Linked DNA regions of Homo sapiens: region 1 is linked to region 2. Evidence: chromatin loops called from intact Hi-C (ENCODE). Cell type or tissue: CD4-positive, alpha-beta T cell. All regions are shown on one strand. Each heading gives the region's core, and the rest is flanking DNA. Links, peaks and the distances in the headings are about the cores only.

Evidence for each region. A loop is a pair of places that touch in the nucleus more often than their neighbours do. Peaks named below come from ENCODE experiments on the same cell type or tissue, not always from the same donor. Only the 100,000 strongest peaks of a DNase experiment are listed, where the experiment ranks them.
Region 1: a loop joins it to region 2, with 3 times the contacts of the local background. A loop is called at or near these places in 5 of 110 quality-filtered maps.

Annotation. Positions count from the first base shown.
Region 1 is chr20:36,714,655-36,720,027 of GRCh38, reverse strand. All of the region lies in intron 2 of NDRG3 (NDRG family member 3), which reads left to right. Among named protein-coding and RNA genes, the nearest start is that of NDRG3, 29 kb to the left of the region's middle. In CD4-positive, alpha-beta T cell, for the core only: CTCF peaks have their summits at 1,960 and 2,207; a DNase peak (open chromatin) is centred at 2,177.
Region 2 is chr20:36,884,097-36,889,469 of GRCh38, reverse strand. TLDC2 (TBC/LysM-associated domain containing 2) reads right to left here. Exons shown (of 7, transcript NM_080628.3): 5 at 1,942-2,015; 6 at 67-219. The coding sequence ends at 84. Among named protein-coding and RNA genes, the nearest start is that of TLDC2, 11 kb to the right of the region's middle. RefSeq lists an enhancer at 1,560-2,282. In CD4-positive, alpha-beta T cell, for the core only: CTCF peaks have their summits at 1,907 and 2,106 (motif pointing right); a DNase peak (open chromatin) is centred at 2,099; H3K27ac peaks cover 456 bases.

The DNA.
Region 1 (5,373 bases), core at 256-5,255, 170 kb after region 2:
TCAAGTGATTCTTCTGCCTCAGCCTCCGGAGTGGCTGGGATTACAGGCGTGCACCTGGCTAATTTTTGTATTTTTAGTAGAGACAGGGTTTCACCATGTTGGTCAGGCTGGTCTCGAACTCCTGACCTTGTGATCTACCTGCCTTGGCCTCCTAAAGTGCTGGGATTACAGGCATGAGCCACCATGCCCAGCTGCTTGAAATTCCTTCTTTTCCACTCTATTCTTTTGGTGTATTGTCATTGTCCCCTCTTGAAATACTCTTGTAGCTTTGTGTGAGTGAGGCCATGCCATCCTTTCCTGAGGGAGTGTTGACGGAGTGTGAGGATAAAGATGGATGGGCGGAGGGGCGGGGAGGGGGGGTGTGCGGGTGACACCAGGGGATGATCTGTTGCTTATTACTTTTTATCTGCCCAAGGCAAGGCCCTTCACCTGCAGCCTCTGGAGCTGCTGACTTATTTTGTGCTTACTAATTTGCTTTTGAATCCTGCCACCCCTATTTTCATCCCTGTGACCTCTCCATTCCCACTCCCACCCCTTCTTTTATCTTTCACCAGACTTCTCTCTCCCTTGGCAAGCTGCAGGCTTTTTTTTTTTTTTTTTTTGAAACGGAGTCTTGCTCTGTCACCAGGCTCGAGTGCAGTGGCGTGATCTTGGCTCACTGCAACCTCTGCCTCCCGGGTTCAAGCGATTCTCCTGCTTCAGCCTCCCAAGTAGCTGGGACTACAGGTGTGCAACACCATGCCCAGCTAATTTTTGTATTTTGACTAGAGATGGGGTTTCACCATGTTGGCCAGGATGGTCTCGATCTCTTGACCTCTTGATCCACCCGCCTCGGCCTCCAAAAGTGCTGGGATTACAGGCGTGAACTTCCACGCCCGGCCACTGCACGCTTTTTTAACCTCCATTTGGTTTCTCCTGCTGCATCCCCTCATATTTCCAGAAAACTCTCTCCTTTAAGTACCATTTGTGTATGTGTGTATGTGAAGGGCTGTGCCAAAAATGTTGTGCCTAGGAGAGGAGGAAGGAAATAAAATCTGAGCCAGGCACACACCTATAACCTGGCTCACACCTATAATCCAAGCACTTTGGGAGGCTGATGCTGGAGGATCACCTGAAGCCAGAAGTTCAAGACCAGCCTGGGCAACAAAGGGAGATCCTGTCTACCAAAAAATTAAAAAAATGATCCAGGTGTGGTGGCAGATGCCTGTAGTCCCAGCTACTTGGGAGGCTGAGCTGCGAGGATCACTTGAGCCTGGGAGGTTGAGGCTGCAGTGAGCTGTGATTGTGCCACTGCACTCCAGCCTGGGCAACAGAGTGAGACCCTGTCTCAGAAAATAAATAAATAGAGAAAGAGGCTCTCTTTCTCTCTCCCTTCCCCTGCCATATGGGGACACAGCAAGAAGGCAGCTGTCCACAAACCAGGAAGAGATTAATCATGAGAAACTGAACCCTTCTAGAACCTTAATCTTGAACTTTGCAGCCTTCAGAACTGTGAGAAAATAAATTTCTGTTGTTTTAAGCCATCAAGTCTATGTTATTTTGTTATGACAGCCCGAGTAGACTAAGACACAAAGCAGTGTCTCACTTCCTAACATCTATCTGCTCCTCTTTGATAGGCCTATGCTGTTCCTACCCACTTCCCACATTCCACCTTACTCCTTTCTCTCCCTGAGACGTAAGTGCTCCTGTGCCATCACTATTCATGAGAACTCTCTTGGCTCTCGCCAAGCAGGTAGATAGGCAAGAGGCCCTCTTTAGATCATGGCACCTCCAAACAAAGACTTCCACCCCGTTAGCCTCCCTCTCCCCCTCCCCAGTATGTGAATGCTTCTGTCTTTGCGCAGCAAGTGGATGGTTTTGTGTATATAGTAAAAGGTATAATGATAATAATGCCTCTCATCCATTACTTCATTTGAACCTCCCAATAGCTTGATGAGGAAGGAGCACAGATAAATGTATTCCCACATTGCCAGTGAGTAAACGAAGGCTAGGAAAGGTGAAGTAGCTTACTCCTATTGAGTATCAAAGAATGCCTGCTGTATGGCAGGATTTCTCACTGTCGATGTTTTGGGTTGGATAATTGTTTGTTGTGGAACACTGCTCTGTGCATTGTAGAATGTTTAGCAGCATCTTTGGCCTCTACCCACTAGATGCTAATAGCACTCCCCAGTGGTGACAACCAAAAATGTCTCCAGACATTGCCAGATGTCCCTGGGAGGCAAAATTTCCTTGGTTAAGAACCACTGGTATAGAGGAAAAGCCTTCAGATTTGCATAGAAGTAGATGGCTTGAGGGTTTTGTTGTTGTTGTTTTTGCCTGTCCTGCTATGATTTATTATCTCTTATGTGCCAAGTGCTTTACATACATTCTCTCTCTCAGAATATCCCTTTGAGATAGATAGTATTATTCCTACTTCACAGATTAAAAATCCGAATGAAAGGCTGGTTTGCCCAGTAAAGAAGTGGCAAAGCCAGACAGAAACCAAAGTCTTTCCTACTCTTAAAACCTGAGCTGTTTCCACTGTGTTAATCCTATAGATGTTTTGGCATCACCTTTGTGGCTTACCCTGTCTCTTTAAGGAGAAGCCTAAAAATGTGTAGTATTTCACCTTATCCTTCTGTCCATTATTCTCATAAATATACTGAAGACATTGCTGCATCCTCCAGGCTTCAGGAAGCTAAAGGAAGACTAGAACCAACCTTTTACCGTGAAATTTGTCCTGAGATGACTTGTAAGGAGGCATTCTCAATATAGCTTTGAGCAAGGCTTATGTTGTCTCTTGTCATTTGTTGGTACTTTTCCCATTTTATTTTAGTATGCCTGTAATTTTGTCTACGGCTCAGAATTGTCAAGAAGTGGATAATTTTGTCATACTTGTTTTGGCTCTAGTGATGAAAAGAAGCAACCACCAGTACTTTGTTTTGCGGGACAGAAATTGCATGGGCATATGAAATGATTTTTAAAATAGCATTTAACTATTTTCAGAGCACTTTCACCAATAATATCTTATTTTAATCTTCCAGTCTCTTGTAAATAGTTGAAGATATTTTAACTCTATTTTACAGATGACACTGAGAGGTTATCTGATTTGTTCAGAGCTAGTGTCTGTTAAGTTGGTGAAGCCAGGCTAGAACCTACATCTTTTGACTTTGACCTGGACCTGGGGGTCTAGGGTTCTTCCCACCATCTACTGCCTCTTGTACCTGGTTGTTCCAGGCTCCTCACCCAAAAGACCTTGTAATAAACAGGAGAGTAGACTGTTTTGCCTCATTTTCCCTGCCTTCCTCTACCTACTAGGTTCAGATACTACTGAACCCTGTGAAAGCCAAAGGTGAGGCTTGAGAAAACAAGTAGAAGGCCACACTTGGCTTCTGAAGAATTGAGGAAATAGCAGAAAGGGGAATAAATGTTTAGTAGAGAGAACAGAAAAAAGTTATATACTTTGTTTTGGTTGTTACAGTAGAAAGTGAGGTAAATCTTTTTTTTTTTTTTTTTGAGATGGAGTCTCGCTCTGTTGCCCAGGCTGGAGTGCAGTGGCATGATCTCGGCTCACTGCAACCTCTGCCTCCCAGGTTCAAGTGATTCTTCTGCCTCAGCCTCCCAAGTAGCTGGGATTATAGGTACCTGCCACCATGTTCAGCTAGTTTTTGTATTTTTAGTAGAGATGGGGTTTTGCCATGTTGGCCAGGCTGGTCTTGAACTCCTGACTTCAAGTGATCCGTCCGCCTCGGCCTCCCAAAGTGCTGGGATTACAGGCATGAGCCACCGCACCCACCTGAAAGTGAGGTAAATCTTACTGCAGTTTAAGTTTTCCTTTTCTACTAATCACAACATGTAAGCAGAGGAGGGAGGAGGGTGTTAGAACTAGAGGAGGGAGAACCCTGGGAACAACATTTTGTAACCTCCAGGACAACAGAGACAGCCAAAGCGTTTATGCCAAGGGCTTGCTCTGTTGCCCAGGCTGGAGTCCAGTGGCACAATCATGGCTTATTGCAGCCTCCTGGGCTCAAGTGATTCTCCTGCCTCAGCCTCCTGAGTAGCTCTTGCCACCATGCCTGGCTACGTTTTGTATTTTTTTAGAGACGGAGCTTTGCCATGTTGAAACTCTGGGGCTCAAGCCATCCACCCATCTCGGCCTCCCAAAGTGCTGGGATTACAGGCGTGAGCCACTGTGCCTGGCCCCAGGATCTTTTTTTTATTTGAGACAGGGTCTCTGTCATCCAGGTTAGAGTACAGTGGCATGGCCATGGCTTGCTGCAGTCTCTACCACCTGGGTTCAAGCAATTCCCACCTACTTGGGAGGCTACCTTAGCCTCCCAAGTAGTTGGGACCACAGGTGTGCCCACCATGCCTGGCCAATTTTTAAGTTATTTGTAGAGAAGAGGTCTCACTTTGTTGCCCACGCTGATCTCAAACTCCTGAGCTCAAGCAATCCTCCTGCCTCGGCCTCCCAAAGTGCTGGTATTATAGGCATGAGCTACCGCACCCAGCTCCAAGGTTGTTTAAAAAAAAAAAAAACCTAGGGGGAGAGAGAGAAAAGAAGAAACAGCTGTAATTAAAAATAGATTTATTGACATTTTCATCAAAGAATATTCATGAAGTGCTACATCTAGTGTGGACTAGAGTGGGTGTCCCTTAATGTACTAAGACATGATGGTTACATCTGTTGTCAGAAGTGCTCTAGACGGGACTGCAGCAAGAAATGGGTTCCGAAGCAGGTAGTGATGCCACCGTTACAGACCAGATGACCCTCAACCAGTTACAGGAGGCAAGAGATCCACATCTTAGCCACACCTTAGCAGAGTGCCCATGGGATTTTTAGAGTGGAAATTGTACTTTTTCAGCAATCTGCAGAGGATTATCTGATTGTAGATAGTTTTATCCAAGTATCCAACCTCTTTATAAATTTCTTTATGAAGTCTGTTTCTTAGTATATTTTGAAGGTAATGATTGCTATAGATACTTAAATATAATATATATATATATATATATATATATATATATATATATATATATATATACACACACACACACACACACACACAGATATAGGATTTTCATTCTTATCCCTGGATTATCAGTTTGAACAGATTTCTACTTGAAAACAATTTGCTGGGCCTGGCGCGGTGGCTCATGCCTGTAATCCCAGCACTTTGGGAAGCCAAGGCAGGCGGATCACCTGAGGTCGGGAGTTCGAGACCAGCCTTACCAACATGGAGAAACTCCGTCTCTACTAAAAATAAAAAATTAGCCGGGCGTGGTGGCACGTGCCTGTAGTCCCAGCTACTTGGGAGGCTGAGGCAGGAGAATGGCGTGAACCTGGGAGGTGGAGCTTACAATAAGCCGAGATTGCACCACTGCACTCCAGCCTGG
Region 2 (5,373 bases), core at 115-5,114:
TTTCAAACAGCACAGGCTGCTGTGTGTCAGGAAGGCCTGGGTGGCATCATGAGCAGGGCTGAGTACCTGTTGCCGCAGGGCTGTCAGCTGAGAAGCCAAGCCTCCAGCTCCTGGATGCAGAACTGCTCCTGCCGGGCCAGCACCTCGTTGTTGAAGGTCGGGCAAGGGGAGCTTCCCCCGCGGAACAAGTCTCCATCCAACCACAGCCCAAACCGGCCACTAGAGAGAAGAGGACAGTCTTGGTGCGGCTCACTCCTGTGTGCTGAAACCCCCAGGCTCTGCCACCAGCATCAGCTCTTGGCCATGCCAGGACGGCAGCCCAGTTTCACCTGTCTTATCGCCCCTTAAAGCAATTTATACTGAATTATTGGGGACTCAGCACATTGTTCCCCATGGGGTTAAGAGCTTTATTTATTTATTTGTTTATTTATTTATTTATTTATTTATTGAAACGGAGTCTTGCTTTGTCACCCAGGCTGGAGTGCAGTGGCACGACCCTGGCTCACCACAACCTCCACCTCCCGGGTTCAAGCAATTTTCCTACCTCAGCCTCCCTAGTAGCTGGTATTACAGGCCGCCCACCACTATGCCTGGCTAATTTTTGTATGTTTAGTAGAGATGGGGTTTTGCTATGTTGGCCAGGCTGGTCTTGAACTCCTGACCTCAAGCGATCTGCCTGCCTTGGCCTCCCAAAGTGCTGGGATTACAGGTGTGAGCCACTGCGCCTGGTCAAGATGGCAATTTTTTTTTTTTTTTTTTTTTTTTGATAGGAGTCTTGCTCTGTCGCCCAGCCTGGAGTGCAATGGCGCGATCTTGGCTCACTGCAAGCTCCACCTCCCGGGTTCACACCATTCTCCTGCCTCAGCCTCCCGAGTAGCTGGGACTACGGGTGCCCACCACCACGCCTGGCTGATTTTTTGTATTTTTAGTAGAGATGGGGTTTCACCATGTTAGCCAGGACGGTCTCGATCTCCTGACCTCGTGATCCGCCCACCTCGGCCTCCCAAAGTGCTGGGATTACAGGCACAAGCCACCACGCTCGGTCCAAGATAGCAATTCTTAATACAAAAATTAGCCGGACGTGGTGGTGGGCAACTGTTGTCCCAGCTACTCGAGACGCTGAGGCAGGAGAATCACTTGAACCCAGGAGTCGGAGGGTGTGGTGAGCTGAGATCACACCACTGCACTCCAGCCTGGGCGACAGAGCGAGACTCTGTCTCAAAAAAAACAAAATGGCAATTCTTTAACCAAAGCTAGTACATCTCAGGGTGCAAACTCTGAGAGCCCAAATGCTTCAGAGCGTCCATTCTAATCCCCTTATTTGACAGAAAACCTCGGCTGAAACCAGGAAGTGAATTCCTGCAGATCAGCAATGGCTGATGTGTTCTGTGCCAAGCTGCCCCTCAGTGGAGGCTTTTCAGGCAGTTGGGAGAGCAAAGAATTTGCCTGGTACTAATCAAGCAATGCTCTCATCCCCGCCCTCAGGATAAGACGCATGCCCCCTGAATGTGAAGGTCACACCAGGATGAGATCAACTTTTTTTTCCTACCTCTCTCTACCCCGTCCTCACCGAGGGAGGTTCCTGCAATGAGTTATGTCCCCTGCAATTCCTGGGCTGGTGGAAAAACGAGGCACACTCATCTCTTGACGCTAGTCTCATCCAACCATGTGGAATTCTTTTCCCAAAGTTGCATACATTCAGACTAAACTGTCACCAGCTGTAACACTTCAGTGGGGGCACTCATGCATCCTTTCTCCTTAATACTGGCTTAGCGTGAGGTTGAGGGGGTTGGCTGGGAGGCTGAGCAATGAGGGGAACGGCCTGAGAGTTCCCCACTAGCCTCGCCATTGCATCAAGGGCAGCCTAGCCCAGCAGTTCGGCAGAGGGAAAGGGACCAGAACACAGACCGCCCCAAGACTCGGGAAGACTGAGACACTCACCTGCCACTGCCCATCATCAGTGAATCCAAGTCTCCCTTCACAAAGAAAGAGTTGCTTCCAGTCCACTTAAAGACCTGGGTGATACATAGGGAAAGGCTCAGGTTACTAAGCGAGCGAGTCCCGCCCTTGCAGTTTGACCCCGAACCACTGGATGGCAGTGTTGTGGCGGGAACAGCATCCAGGCCCCAACCGAGCCGCAGGTGGGACTCCGGGCTCAGGGATCTTGGGGTTTATCTTCTCAGTCTCCTTGGAGTCACCACCGCATGCCCTCTAGTTTGAATTCCTACAGCCTAGAAGCCTCTTTGTTCTAGAATAGGACAACGACCCCTGAGGCTTCCTGCTTCCAAAGCTGGAGGGAGGAGGGGAGCAGTCCAGGCCAGGAGTGGGAACTGATACTGCCCTTCTAACTAACTCTCACCCGGACAACACCAGCCCGCCTGCTCTTCAGTGCTGCCTCACATCCAGCTCATCAACAAGCCTCGCAGCTCTAGACACAGCGGGCCTGCCGCCATTTCTATCCCGTCCTCTGCCTGGATCACAGCCTCCCAGCTGGTCCCTCTGCATCCACTGTCTGTACCTACAGCCATACCCACACTGCAATCTGCGTGATCTGTTCTACGTCCAAATCAGATGTTATCTCTCCTCTGCCTAAGTCCTCCAATGGCTTCCCATTGCAATGGGGATAAAATTCAACTCCTTAACAATGGCCAGAAGTGCAGCCTGGGACTGGCGCAGTGGCTCATGCCTGTAATCCCAGCAATTTTTTAACTAGCTAGGTGTGATGGTGTGCACTTGTAATCCCAGCTACTCAGTAGGCTGAGGCGGGAGGATCACTTGAGGCCAGGAGTTTCCTCGAGGTCAGGAGTTCTAGACCAACCAAGGCAACATAGTAAGACCCTCCCCTATCTCTAAAAAAAATTTTTTTTCTCTCTCTTTTGAGACAGAGTCTCGCTCTTTTGCCAGGCTGGAGTGCAGTGGCGCAATCTTGGCTCACTGCAACCTCCGCCTCCTGAGTTCAAACGATTCCCCTGCCTCAGCCTCCTGAGTGGCTGGGACTACAGGCACGCACCACCACGCCCGGCTAACTTTTTGTATTTTAGTAGAAACAGGTTTCACCATGTTGCCCAGGCTGGTCTCAATCTATTGACCTCGTGATCCGCCTGCCTTGGCCTCCCAAAGAGCTGGGATTACAGGCTCGAGCCACTGCGCCCGGCCCTAAAACAAATTTTTAAACCTAGCTGGTCACAGTGGTGTGCACCTATAGTCCCAGCTACTGGGGAGGCTAAGGTGGAAGGATCACTTGAGCCCAGGAGTGGAGGCTGCAGTGAGCTATGATCGCACCACTGCACTCTAGCGTGGATAACAGCGCAAGACCCCAACTCTAAAAAACAACAAAAAAACTGTCAAAACTTAAAAAGTGCAGCCAGCTCTAACCCCTGATTTTCTCTCTGGCCCCTTCTCCCCCTTATTGACTACACATTAGCCACACCAGTCTTTCCATCCCTGGAACACCCAAAGCCCATTCCTGACCTAGAATCCCTCTGCCCAGAATGCTCTTCCCCTAGATCCTCAGAGGGCCCACCTCTCATCCTTCAGCCCAAATATCATCTCAGAAATTTCCTGGACCACCCTATCTGAAGTAGCCCTTCCTCCCAGACCCTGTTTCATTCCTCTTTATTTATTTATATTAAGGACGTTAAGTTCCGTGTGGCCTGTCTTCTTCCTGGCTGTATTCCTGGAACATATATATTTATTGAATGCAAAAATTATTCAAGAGTCAAAATAGTTTTAAAGGGCTGCAAAACGATAGGATGTTATTGCCTTAATCAGTGGCCCAAAATGCTGTGAGCAACCAAAGGGTTTTTAGCCGGAAAACAGACTAATAAAAGATACGTCCTATGCTCAGGAGAGATGAGATCATATTAACAAGTGACCACAAGGGGACAGAATCATTCAAGTCCTCCTCTACTTTCTCGAAGGACATGACCTTTGACCTGAAGGAGTAAGATACACGTTGCTGTGGAAGGAATTGAGACCAAGTTCATGGTGCCGTTTGGAATAGCAATCAACGAACTACCGAATTCATGAGGAATACAAGTGCCAGAAGGCCAGAGATAGCCAAGAATTAACCAATTTTTTAGAAGATGAGATTCCATAACAATAGACTGGAAAGACAGGCTCCCCTGAAAAAGTTACTCATTTCATTCAACAATTTTTTTTTAAAGCACTTATGCACCAGGCACTATTTTCAGGCACTGGGTAGACTGCTGAATACAATAGACAAAAACCTCTGCCTCAACGGACTGACTTTCTAGTGGGAGAAGGCAGATAACAAAGTAAAAGAAGTTCTCTGGCCGGGCACGGTGGCTCACGCCTGTAATCCCAACACTCTGGGAGGCCAAGGCAGGTGGATCACCTGAGGTCAGGAGTTCAAGACCAGCCTCGCCAACGTGGTGAAACCCTGTCTCTACTAAAAATACAAAAATTAGCTGGGCGTGGTGGCATGCCTGTAATCCCAGCTACTCGGGAGGCTGAGGCAGGAGAATCGCTTGAACCTGGGAGGCAGAGGTTGCAGTGAGCTGAGATTGCCCCACTGCACTCCAGCCTGGGCAACAAGAGCAAAACTCCGTCTCAAAAAAAAAAAAAAAAAAAAGAATTTCTGTGTTAAATGATGGCAAACGCTAGGGGGAGAAGGACACTAAGGGCTTCCTAGGGCTGGGTGTTGTCATTTTATTTATTTATTTATTTATTTATTTATTTATTTTTAGAGACAGGGTCTTGCTCTGTCGTCCAGGTTGGAATGCAGTGGCATGAGCAATGACAGCTCACTGCAGCCTCAAATTCCTGGGCTCAAGCGATCCTCCTGCCCCAGCCTCAGGGGTAGCTGGGACTACAGGTGTGTGCCACCACACCCAGCTATTTTTTTGCTTTTTGTAGAGATGAGACGTCACTATGTTGTGAGGGCTGATCCTGAACTCCTGGCCTCAAGTGATCCTCCTGCCTTGGGAGTCCCACGAGTGCTGGGATTACAGACGTGAGCCACCACACTTGGCTGGGTGTTGCCATTTTAAATCAGGTAGTCAGGGAAGGCTTCACTGAGATGGTGACATCAGAACATAGAAGGAGGTGGGAATTGAACCATGCAGAGATCCAGTGGAGGGACATTCTAGGCAGAATAGCACGTGCAAAGGCCCTGAGGCAGGAGCAGGCTTGCATGTTTAAGGACCAGCTCAGAGGCCAGTGTGGTTGGAGCAGAGCGAGAGAAAGGAAAAGTAGCAAGAAATGCCATTCAGAGAGAGAGGCCAGAAGTTGTAGGGACTTGTAGATCATTGGACACACTTTGGCTCTTCTCCAAGTGAAAGAGGAAGCCAAGGAGTGACATGCTGTGAGTTCTAGCTTCCCCCCCACCATTTTTGTTTGTTTGTTTGTTTG